Regions from separate parts of the Homo sapiens genome. Here region 2 is linked to region 1. A link is an interaction called in ENCODE POLR2A ChIA-PET data of the cell type or tissue named here. Cell type or tissue: Caco-2. All regions are shown on one strand. Links, peaks and the distances in the headings refer to the core of each region. The heading gives the core; the rest is flanking DNA.

The links. ChIA-PET counts read pairs that join two places held together with the same protein. Peaks named below come from ENCODE experiments on the same cell type or tissue, not always from the same donor. Only the 100,000 strongest peaks of a DNase experiment are listed, where the experiment ranks them.
Region 2: POLR2A ChIA-PET joins it to region 1 with 5 read pairs; 2 of 35 experiments call an interaction of 5 or more read pairs at or near these places.

Annotation. Positions count from the first base shown.
Region 1 is chr12:12,765,780-12,771,163 of GRCh38, reverse strand. It overlaps a transcript of APOLD1 not described here. Among named protein-coding and RNA genes, the nearest start is that of MIR613, 3.8 kb to the right of the region's middle. In Caco-2, for the core only: no CTCF peak of the experiment used is centred there; no DNase peak of the experiment used is centred there.
Region 2 is chr12:13,051,295-13,056,678 of GRCh38, reverse strand. FAM234B (family with sequence similarity 234 member B) reads right to left here. Exons shown (of 13, transcript NM_020853.2): 2 at 733-1,128. Among named protein-coding and RNA genes, the nearest start is that of FAM234B, 9.6 kb to the right of the region's middle. In Caco-2, for the core only: no CTCF peak of the experiment used is centred there; a DNase peak (open chromatin) is centred at 2,843.

The sequences.
Region 1 (5,384 bases), core at 259-5,258:
TCTTTCCTTCTTAATGTATATCTGAGTTTCTGACCTATATACTCTTTCTTTTTTCTAAGGAAATTCTTTTACTATTTCTTGCAAGGCAACAAATTCCCCCAATTTTTGTTTGTCTGAGAAGACCTTTATTTCTGTGCCACTTTTAAAGGATGATTTCACAGCGTACAGAATTCTAGGTTGGTGGGATTTTTTTCTCTCAACACATTAAATATTTGACTCCACTCTCTTCTTGCTTGCATACTGTCTGAGGAGAAGTTGGATGTAATTCTTTTCTTCTCTATAAGATTTTTTAAACCTCTGGTTTCTATATGGATTTTTTCTTTATCTTAAATTTTCTGTAGTGTAAATATGATATACCTAGGTGTAGAGTTTTTTTTTTTTTTAACATGTATTCTTATTGGTGTTCTCTGAGCTTTCTGGATCTGTGATTTGGTGTCTGACACTGGCTTGGGGAAATTCTCAATCACTATTGTTTCAAATATTTATTCTGTATTCTCTTTCTTCTCCTTCTGGTATTCTCATTACACACTTATACCTTTTGTAGTTGTCCTACAGTTCCTGGATATTCTTTTCTGTTGTTGCTTTTTTTTTTTTTTCAGTCTTTTTTTCTCTTTGTTTTTCAGTTTGGGAGGTTTCTCTTGAGATATCCTCAAACAGCGATTTTTTCCTCAGCATGTTTAGTATACTAATAAGCACGTCAAAGACATTTTTCATTTCTATTGCAGTGTTTTTTATCTCTAACATTTTGTTGTTGTTTTTGAGATGAAGTCTCGCTCTGTCACCCAGGCTGTAGTGCAAAGGCACGATTTCGGCTCAGTGCAACCTCTGCCTCCTGGGTTCAAGCGATTCTCTTGCCTCAGCCTCCTGAGTAGCTGGGGTTACAGGCATGTGCCACCATGCCCGGCTAATTTTTGTATTTTTAGTACAGACGAGGTTTCACCATGCTTGTCAGGCTGGTCTTGAACTGACTTCGTGATCTGCCCGCCTCGGCCTCCCAAAGTGCTGGGATTACAGACGTGAGCCACCGCCCCCGGCCTCTCTAACATTTCTTTTGGTTCTTTTTATAGTTTCCATTTCTCTGCTTACATTGCCTACCTGTTCTTGCATGCTGTCTACTTTATCCAGAGCATCTGGTTCTGATGCTTGCTTTGTCTCTTCAAACTATGTTTTTTTGCCTTTTAGTATACTTTGTAATTTTTTCTTGATAGCCAGGCATGATGTTTTGGGCTAAAGAAACTACTGTAAATAGGACTTTAGTAATGTGGTGGCAAGGTGTGGAGGGAAAGGAAGCATTCTACAGTCCGATAATTAGGTCTCAGTCTTTTAGTGAGCCTATGTCTCTGGACTGTGAACTTCACAGGTGCTTCTCAGTCTCCCCCTCTCCTTAGGTGGGACAACATAGCTAGACTAGGCTGGAGTTGGGTATTTCCCTTCCCCCAGATCAGTTAGGCTGTTATAAAACCCCAGCAGGTTAGGCTCCAGTTAAGTAATTTCTCCTGAGGGAAGACCTTGTTCTTAAGAACAGAATGCTCTAGGGCATTTCAAGATGGTTCCTTTTCCTCTCCCCTTGTTGGAAGCATGAGAGGATCGTTTGCAAAATTCACTGTGAGAACCTAGTAGAGCCCCTGGAGGTAAAACTACAAAAGTGTGGGAGCCTCCCAATAAAGTTTTTATCTCACAGACTTGTCCACACCAAGCCTCCAGCAATTTGTCAATTACAGTTCAGGTTTTCCCACTCCAGCACTGATTCCCATGAAGATTTCTGCTCCAGTAATTAAGTTGTGATTATCTGCATTCACCTGTGTTTCCAATTTGGGGTTTACTCTATGACCTCCCATCTCTTATGGATCTAAGAAGAGCTGTTGATTTTTCAGTTTACTCAGCTTTTTACTTGCTAAGATGGAGTGGTGACTTTTTTTTTTTTTTTTTTTTTTTTAGCTGGAGGTCTTGCTCTGTTGCCCAGGCTGTAGTGCAGTGGTATAATCATGGCCCACTGCAGCCTTAATTGCCTAGGCTCAAGTGATCCTTCCACCTCAGCCTCCCAAGTAACTGGGACTACAGGCATGTGCCACCACGACTGGCTAATTTTTGTATAGTTGGTAAAGATGGGGTTTTGCCACGTTGCTCCAGCTGGTCTTGAACTCCTGGGCTCAAGTAATCCTTTTGCCTCAGCCTCCCAAAGTGCTGGGATTGCAGGCATGAGCTACGGTGCCCAGCCAGGAGTAGTGACTTCTGAGCTCCTTACATGCCAGAATGGAAACTAATGTTCCTAATCCACTTTTTTTCCCTGAAAATGTAGCACTTTAAAAGTCATTTCTGCCTTTACTTTCAATGCTAAAAAAAAAAAAGTAAACTACCTTTGAAAAAGGTAGGAGGCATTTTCTATAAGTTAGGCCTCTGCACATAAAGTGAAAACGAGGAGTTTGAGTCCTAAGTCTGTGGTTTGTGTGTGACTTCAAGCAAGTGACTTGACTTATTGAGACTCAATTGCTTTTTTTTTTTTTTAATTTAAGAGATGAGGTCTTGCTGTGTTGCCCAGGCTGGAGTGCAGTGGCGTGATTAGCGCTTACTGCCACCTTGAATTCCTGGTCTCAAGCAATCTTTCCAACTCAACCTCCTGAGTAGCTGGGACTCCACAGGTGCATGACACCTGGTTGGTTTTTTTGTTTTGTTTTGTTTTGTTTTTAATTTTCTGTAGAGATTGGGACTCCCTAGGTTTCCCAGTCTGGTCTCGAACTCCTGGACTCAAATGATCTTCCTGCCTCAGCCTCCCAAAGTGCTGGGATTACAGGCATGAGCCACTGCACTCAGCCTCAATTGCTTTTACAAGGTTTTATTTATTATATTGGAAAGGGAATATGGAAACCCTGTGAGACCTACACAATGTGGTGCAATTATCAGGTATTCTTACCTTTTTTCAAGCCAGTAACTATTTTTTACATCTAGTTATCTGTGACCTTTTCAATTGTTCAATATTTGTACAGTTGTCCCTCAGCATCCATGGGAGTTTGGTTTGAGGACTCCCCACAGATACCAAAATCCACAGAAGTTCAAGATCCTTGTATAAAATTGCATAGTAGGCCGGGCACGGTGGCTTACACCTGTAATCCCAGCACTTTGGGATGCCGAGGCAGGCAGATCCCGAGGTCAGGAGTTCAAGACCAGCCTGACCAATATGGTGAAACCCCCGTCTCTACTAAAAATAAAAAAATTAGCCAGTCATGGTGGCACGTGCCTGTAGTCCCAGCTACTCGGGAGGCTGAGGCAGAAGAATCACTTGAACCCAGGAGGCGGAGGTTTCAGTGAGCCGAGATCACACCACTACACTCCAGCCCGAGTGACAGAGTGAGACTCCGTCAAAAAAAAAAGGCATAGGATTTGCGTATAACCTACTCACCTCCTTTCATGTACTTTAAATCATCTATAAATTACATATAATACCTAATACAATGTAAGTGCTATGTAAATAGTTGTTATACTAGTTTTGTTTTTGTTTTTGTTTTGTTTTGAGACATAGTCTCCCTCTGTAGCCCAGGCTGGAGTGCAGTGGCACGATCTCACTGCAACCTCCGCCTCCCGGGTTCAAGCAATTCTCATGCTTCAGCTTCACGAGTAGCTGAAATTATAGGCGCGGGCCCCCACACCCATCTAATTTTTCTATTTTTAGTAGAGATGGGTTTTGCCCCATTGGCCAGGCTACTTTCAACCTCTTGACCTCAAGTGACCCACCCACCTCGGCCTCCCAAAGTGCTGGGATTACAGGTGTGAGCCACCGCACCTGGCCAATTTTTTAATGTGTATTATTTTTATTATTGTACGGTTGTTTTTAATTTTTCTGAATAACTCCAATCAGTGGTTGGTTTAATTCACAAATGCAGAACTCACAAATACAGAGGGCCAACTCTTATTTATTTTGTGGAGACGGAATCTTGCTCTGTCACCCAAGCTGGAGTGCACTGGCGTGGTCTTGGCACACTGCAACCTCCACCTCCCAAATTCAAGCAATTCTCCTGCCTCAGCCTCCTGAGTAGCTGGGACTATAGGCATGCACCACCACACCCGGCTGATTTTTGTATTTTTAATAGAGATGAGGTTTCACCATATTTGTTAGGCTGGTCTCGAACTCCTGACCTCCGGTGATCCACCCACCTTGGCCTCCCAAACTGCTGAGATTACAGGCATGAGCCACTGCACCCAGCCCAGGGGGCCAACTCTTATTTATTATTCTGATAGTATATGCCAGCTGATTTACCAGCTAATTCTTTTTTTCTGTTTATTTGTTTTGTTTTGTTGTTTTAGTTTGTTTTGTTGTTTTTTGTTTTTGAGACATAGTTTCACTCTGTCACCCAGGTTGGAGTGTGCTCTTGGCTCACTGCAACCTCCACCTCCCGGGTTCAAGCGATTCTCCTGCCTCAGCCTCCTGAGTAATTGGGATTACAGGCACGTGCCACCACACTCAGCTAATTTTTGTATTTTTAGTAGGGTCAGGGTTTCGCCATGTTGGCCAGGCTGGTCTCAAACTCCTGACCTTAGGTGATCCAGGCAGATAACCTCAGCCTCTCAAAGTGCTGAGATTACAGGTGTCAGTCACCCTGTCTGGCCCCAGCTGATTTTATATCAGTGTTTTACTATTGCCTTTTTATGGCTCTCTCAGAAATCTCTTTTTAAATTTTTTAGCTGTGGGGCAATGCAAAAGTGATTTTTAGCTCATCAATCTATAATATTCTTTGTCCTTTGTGCAACTGTAGTAGGCAGCTTGGGAACTTATGGCCCCCACCTTAACCTGACAACATCTCTTTATCTCCATTTAAAATATTCCAGTATCTTGGTACTATATTACATGATCCTGCCCACTGACTATAGCTAATTGGACTAAAGGTAGACATCCAAACCAAATTTGCCAATCAAATTCTTTCAAGATTTTGGAATATGGACCTAAAGAGAGTTGAGGCAGTCTTCTCAATGACTGGAACTGAAATATGGAACTCAGGATCTGTGAAGCAGCCATATTATTCCCATTATATTCCCCCAAGAGCAGAGAAAGTTTGTTTTGTTTACTGGAGAAAATTAAGAGATAAGGTCCTGAGAGGCAAACAGAGAGTCTTAACTTTTATTTCCTGCCATCATTCCATTTTATGAGCCATTCATATATTCCTATTTTTTCAACTCCCCTTTTATTCCTTGAGTGACTTGATTTCTGATCTTTGCAACAGAGGATCCTAACCAACACTAGAGCACAGAAGATCTACTCTTTGACTTTGACATTTTGTTCTTGTTGTTTTTTGGGTGTTTTTGAGACAGCACCTCACTCTGTTGCTCAGACTGGACGACAGTGGTGCACTCGTGGCTCACTGCAGCCTCAACCTACCAGGCTCAAGAGATCC
Region 2 (5,384 bases), core at 231-5,230, 290 kb before region 1:
AGAGAAACTAAAGATGAGAACACAGAACTCATCAGAAGCTAATTCAACTGGGATCAGAGAAGTGGCAGAGATAAACATTTCTAGATCAAGAGGATGCCAGGGGTCTGAGGATAGCTTAATCCAGTTCACAAGAGACAGGACTACTCAACACAGGTGAGATGTAAGTCCCATTCCAGAGCAAGAGGTTTTAAAGAAGCCTACTCCAAAAAGGAGACAGAATAGCTGGAATTACTCAGACAGCACCGCCCTAACCATGAGGAGCAAGAAAGAAAAGATAGCAACTATCTTTTACAGGAAATGAAATTATTTTATAATTTAAATTAGATCAGACCTCTATCATCAAAGAATGTCAAAGGGTTCTGCAAGAGCTCTATCCCTGGTGCAACCAGGCCTTGAACCTTGCTTTTCTCTGTAAATAGCCCTTCCTACAGCTTTGCATTCCCCTGATACAGTGCTGGCTCCACAGCAGGAATCCAGCAAACCAGCCCTGTCCTCTCTGGATCTAATAAAGACCAATGCCAACAGACACAACAGAGCAATGATTCCCAGGTTTTTGGAGGTGTTTGTTTTCTTTCAAATCTTAATCTCCTTGCCACCTCCACACAGTGGGGACGGCAGGGTGGGGAATGCCGCATGACACATATTAAGTTTTAAGATTTGGAGGAAAATTTAAATGTAATCAGACATAGCATGAAGTTTCACAGGATTAGGGCTGAAGATTCTGCAGCTCACCTCCCTGGGAGCCCAAGTGGCGGCTCCAGGTGCTGTGCAGATCTCTGGGAGGACAGGGGATCAGGAAAGCACACAGGAGCACCAGGATCATCGAGATCCCCAAAGTCAGCAGGAAGACAGACGTGCGCACATATGACACCAGGGAGGAGGCCGCCTTCTGTTCCAGGCCCCCAAGGGGTTCTGAGGGGTAGCCCTCCGTGGTGACTTCTGAAAGATGTGGCTTTGCAGCCTCTGCAACCTCAGCATCTGAGTCGGGTTCTGGCGCTTCTCCCAAAGGACTCTTCCCATTTTTGACCCCTCCATTCTTCTGCAGGTTAAGCACCAGATCGTCTTCGCTCTCATCACTGTCAGCCTGGGTAAGTGGATCATACTCCCCTAGGTCTGGGCTCTTCTTCCCTGAAAATACAGAAAAACAGAGAGTCAAGGGGAACTGGGGAGAAGACACCCTCACCAAATATATGGCAACTGTAAATACCCAGAAGAACACGGAAAACTAAAACAAAAAAATCCAGGTTTACATCAAGTTTGAACCTTGGTGGCTATCTGTAAAACAGAAGCCAGTGAAGCAGGGGTTAGGAATGGAAGGAAAAACAAAAGCACAGTGCTCCAGGATCACTGCCTGCATGAGTTTAAGACAATGGAAAAGGAGGCAGAAGTTAGCAAATTTAAAATGCCTTTAGTTTAAAAAGAAAGCTCTCTTAATGTGTTTGAATCTCACTCAAGAAAAAGATCATGGCTCCACATCAACTCTCCATGTGCCTAATGTGCATATTGCCTCAGATCTTCTTAGATCTGTGACATCCTAATCTTTCCTGGTAAACTTTTAGAACAATTCTTCTCCATACGCTGCTTCTCACAGCCCAATATCTGTGGCTTCCCAACTGTTTCTATGGAAACAACTTAGAAAGTTGAACACTGAATGTTCATCTGAAGATGTATTGAAATCTCACTTCTAAGAACCATCCTGTGATTTGAATGCCCTTTCAGTCTATCTTTTAGTAAACAGTGTTTACCCCAAAAACTGCTCTTCTGAGCAAGTATTCTGGGAGGGGTGGTGATCTAGCCAGTACACAGAGGTAGGGGACTTGTCTTGAAGGTGCTTTGCATGGCAAGCACTTTGTTTTTACTTAGCTTGCAGTGTTGATTTGGGATAGCTGAGAGAGAAATTACAGAAGAGCCTAGGTACACCTCCTCCCAAGCCACCCACCCCTTGGCCTCACTGCCAATGACTGAATGATTTTATGCCTTTATTTCATGTTACCACCAAGTAACAACCAAGAAAATGTTTCTTTTGGGGAGACTTTATGCAGTAATCTATCACTAATGTAAACTCTATCATTAAATCTTTTGTTCAGAAGAAATATAAAAAAGACCACAAAACCCAGCTAATTAAAAAGGGGAAAAGAATAATTATTAATGCTAGTGTCTACCTCTGGGTCACTATGGCCTTGGTGATGTCATTTCATACATTATATCTCAGTTTGTTCAATTAATAAAATGAAAGAATAAAACACTATATGGAGACCAGATTGTTGCGGGAAGGCAAGGACCCCAAATGGAGGGACCAGCTGGAACCACGGCAGAAGAACATAAATTGTGAAGATTTCATGGACACTTATCAGTTCCCAAAATTAATACTTTTATAATTTCTTATGCCTGTCTTTACTGCAATCTCTAACCACAAATTGTAAGATTTCATGGACATTTATCACTTCCCTATTAATACTCTTATAATTTCTTATGCCTGTCTTTACTTTAATCTCTTAATCCTGTTATCTTCATAAGCTGAGAATGTACGTCACCTCAGGACCACTATTGTACAAATTGATTGTAAAACGTGTGTTTGAACAATATGAAATCAGTGCACCTTGAAAAAGAACAGAATAACAGCGATTTTCAGGGAACAAGGGAAGATAACCATAAGGTCTGACTGCCTGCGGGGTCGGGTAGAATAGAGCCATATTTTTCTTCTTGCAGAGAGCCTATAAACGGATGTGCAAGTAGGGAAGATATCACTGAATTATTTTCCCAGCAAGGAATACCCTGGGGAAGGAATGCATTCCTGGGGGGAGGTCTACAAATGGTCGCTCTGGGAGTGTCTGTCTTATGTGGTTGAGATAAGGACTGAAATATGCCCTGGTCTCCTGCAGGTACCCTCAGGCTTACTAGGATTGGGAAATTCCAGCCTGGTAAATTTTGGTCAGACCGGTTCTCTGCTCTCCAACCCTGTTTTCTGTTAAGATGTTTATCAAGACAATACGTGCACAGCAGGACACAGACCCTCATCAGTAATTCTAACTTTGCCTTTGCCTTGTGATCTTTATTGCCCTTTGAAGCACGTGATCTTTGTGACCTACTCCCTGTTCCTACACCCCCTCCCCTTTTAAAATCCCTAATAAAAACTTGCTGGTTTTGTGGCTCAGGGGACATCACGGACCTACCGATATGTGATGTTACCCCCAGAGGCCCAGCTATAAAATTCCTCTCTTTGTACTCTTTCTCTTTATTTCTCAGACCGGCCAACACTTAAGGAAAATAGAAAGAACCTACGTTGAAATATTGGGGGCTGGTTCCCCCAATACCAGATGTTGGAAGTAAAACCTTTGATGTTTAAAGTTAGTATTTGGTACATTAAAAAAATCAATAAATTTTAGATTTTTTAAAATGAACATTCCACAGAATTATAACATTAAGTACTTTCAAAAAAAATCCAAAGAAAATACTGAATAATCTGTCATCCTAATAACTAGAAATTATTTCTATTTATTTTTATTTTCAAAACTATACATTTTGCCCAATAAATATTAGACTTGATTTTTAAGGGCACAAATTACAAGAAAATAAATCAATTATTAGAAACTTAATTCAAAATAGTACTTTCAGAATATGCCATGGGGTCAGTACAGGTTCCAGATAATCTCCTACAATTTGTATTTCTACTCCATGAACCAAATTATTTGGTTAATTAGGGCACACCATTCCCTAACCATCCCAGATAACTCTACACATAATAATTTGCATACAGAGCCATGGGTTGTTAGAATAATATTAACTCTAATGCTTTTTAAAGTGATTGTTTGTTCTTGTTTTGTTTTTTAGCTAAAATACACCTGACATGATAAACAAAATGTGATATGTACGTACCATGGAATATTATTCAGCTCTAAAAAGGAAGGAACTTCTGACACTTGCTACAAAATGGATGAACCTTGAGGACATTACGCTAAATGAAATGAGCCACACACAAAAAGGCAATACTGTGTAATTCCACTTATGTGAGTTATCTAGAGTAGTCACACTCACAGAAACAGAAAGTAGAATGGTTGTTGCCTAGGTCTGGAGGTAGAAGGAAAAGTTGTTACTGAGTAAGTATAGAGTTTCAGTTTTGCAAGATGAAAAAGTACTAGAGATTGGGTGCATATACAGTTAATACTGAACTGTATACTTAACATAGTTAAGATGGTAAATTTTATGGTGTATGTATTTTTTGACAATTTAAAATGTTTAAATATATATATATATATCTGAAAAACAGGAAAGCACACAGAGTTCTCAACTCTAGAGTTACTTGAGAAAGCACAGCAAGAGACCTTAAAGATCACATAATCTATCCCCACCCCTATCCCAAACTTACAACTAGCTACTTACAAAGACCTATCAACCAGTTACTTAGCAAACACCTGAATGTAACCTGTATTAGGGAATCCACTGGCCTCCAATCTAGAAACCAATTCTTTACACTGATTCAAGAATTTTTTTCTGGGAAGTTGCCAATTATCTGTCCTAGTTTTAATTTCTGGGATCCCTCTCTCACATGTAAGTCCTTCAAACACTCAAAGGTATCAATCATAAGAGACATATGATATGGTATTTAAGAGCTCAAGTCTTCACAATCAAACATCAAGCCAAATCCTGGCTATATCTCTTATGAACTATGTAATCTCAAATTTCTTAACTTTATTGAGCATCAATTTCCCTATTTATGAAATGGAATAATTATTCTTTTTAGCTCATATGATTGTGATGAGAATCAAATAAGATAATATATGTCTGCTTCTTAGTGCCTGGCTTATAGCCACACAATAAATTTTAGCTTCTATTATTATCATTACCATCACTGGTGCTAGTATTGTATCTCCCAGTGCCCTCCCCCACTCTTCTCAGCTCCAACTTAAACACCTCCACCTCTTTCAACCCATTACTTAAAGAAGCATTGTTTCAGGTGTCCTCAACATCCTGGTCATTCTCCTCTGGACACAATGTGATATGTCTGTGCTTTTTAAAATATGGTTCTTGGAACTAGATACAATCCCAGGTACAGTCTGACCAGAGAAAGGGAGGGCAGAGCTATTTCCTACCTACTCCAGATAGCAAACAACAATTCAATTTCTATAACGTAAGATCTTGAGAGCTTTCTTGGCATTCACATCACCTACTGATTCAATTAAAACTTCCAAGCATTTTGAACACATGCTTAAGCCACCCTATAATTGTGCAATTGGATTTTTAGCACCAAGTGAAAAATTTAGCATCGACATCAAATTCAATCTTGCTAGTCAGTCTCCACCTTGCAACAAACATATCAGGCTAAAAACAGCACCTTTGTCAAAGTGAAATCATTAATAAAACACTTCCCAGCAAAACAGTTTAAA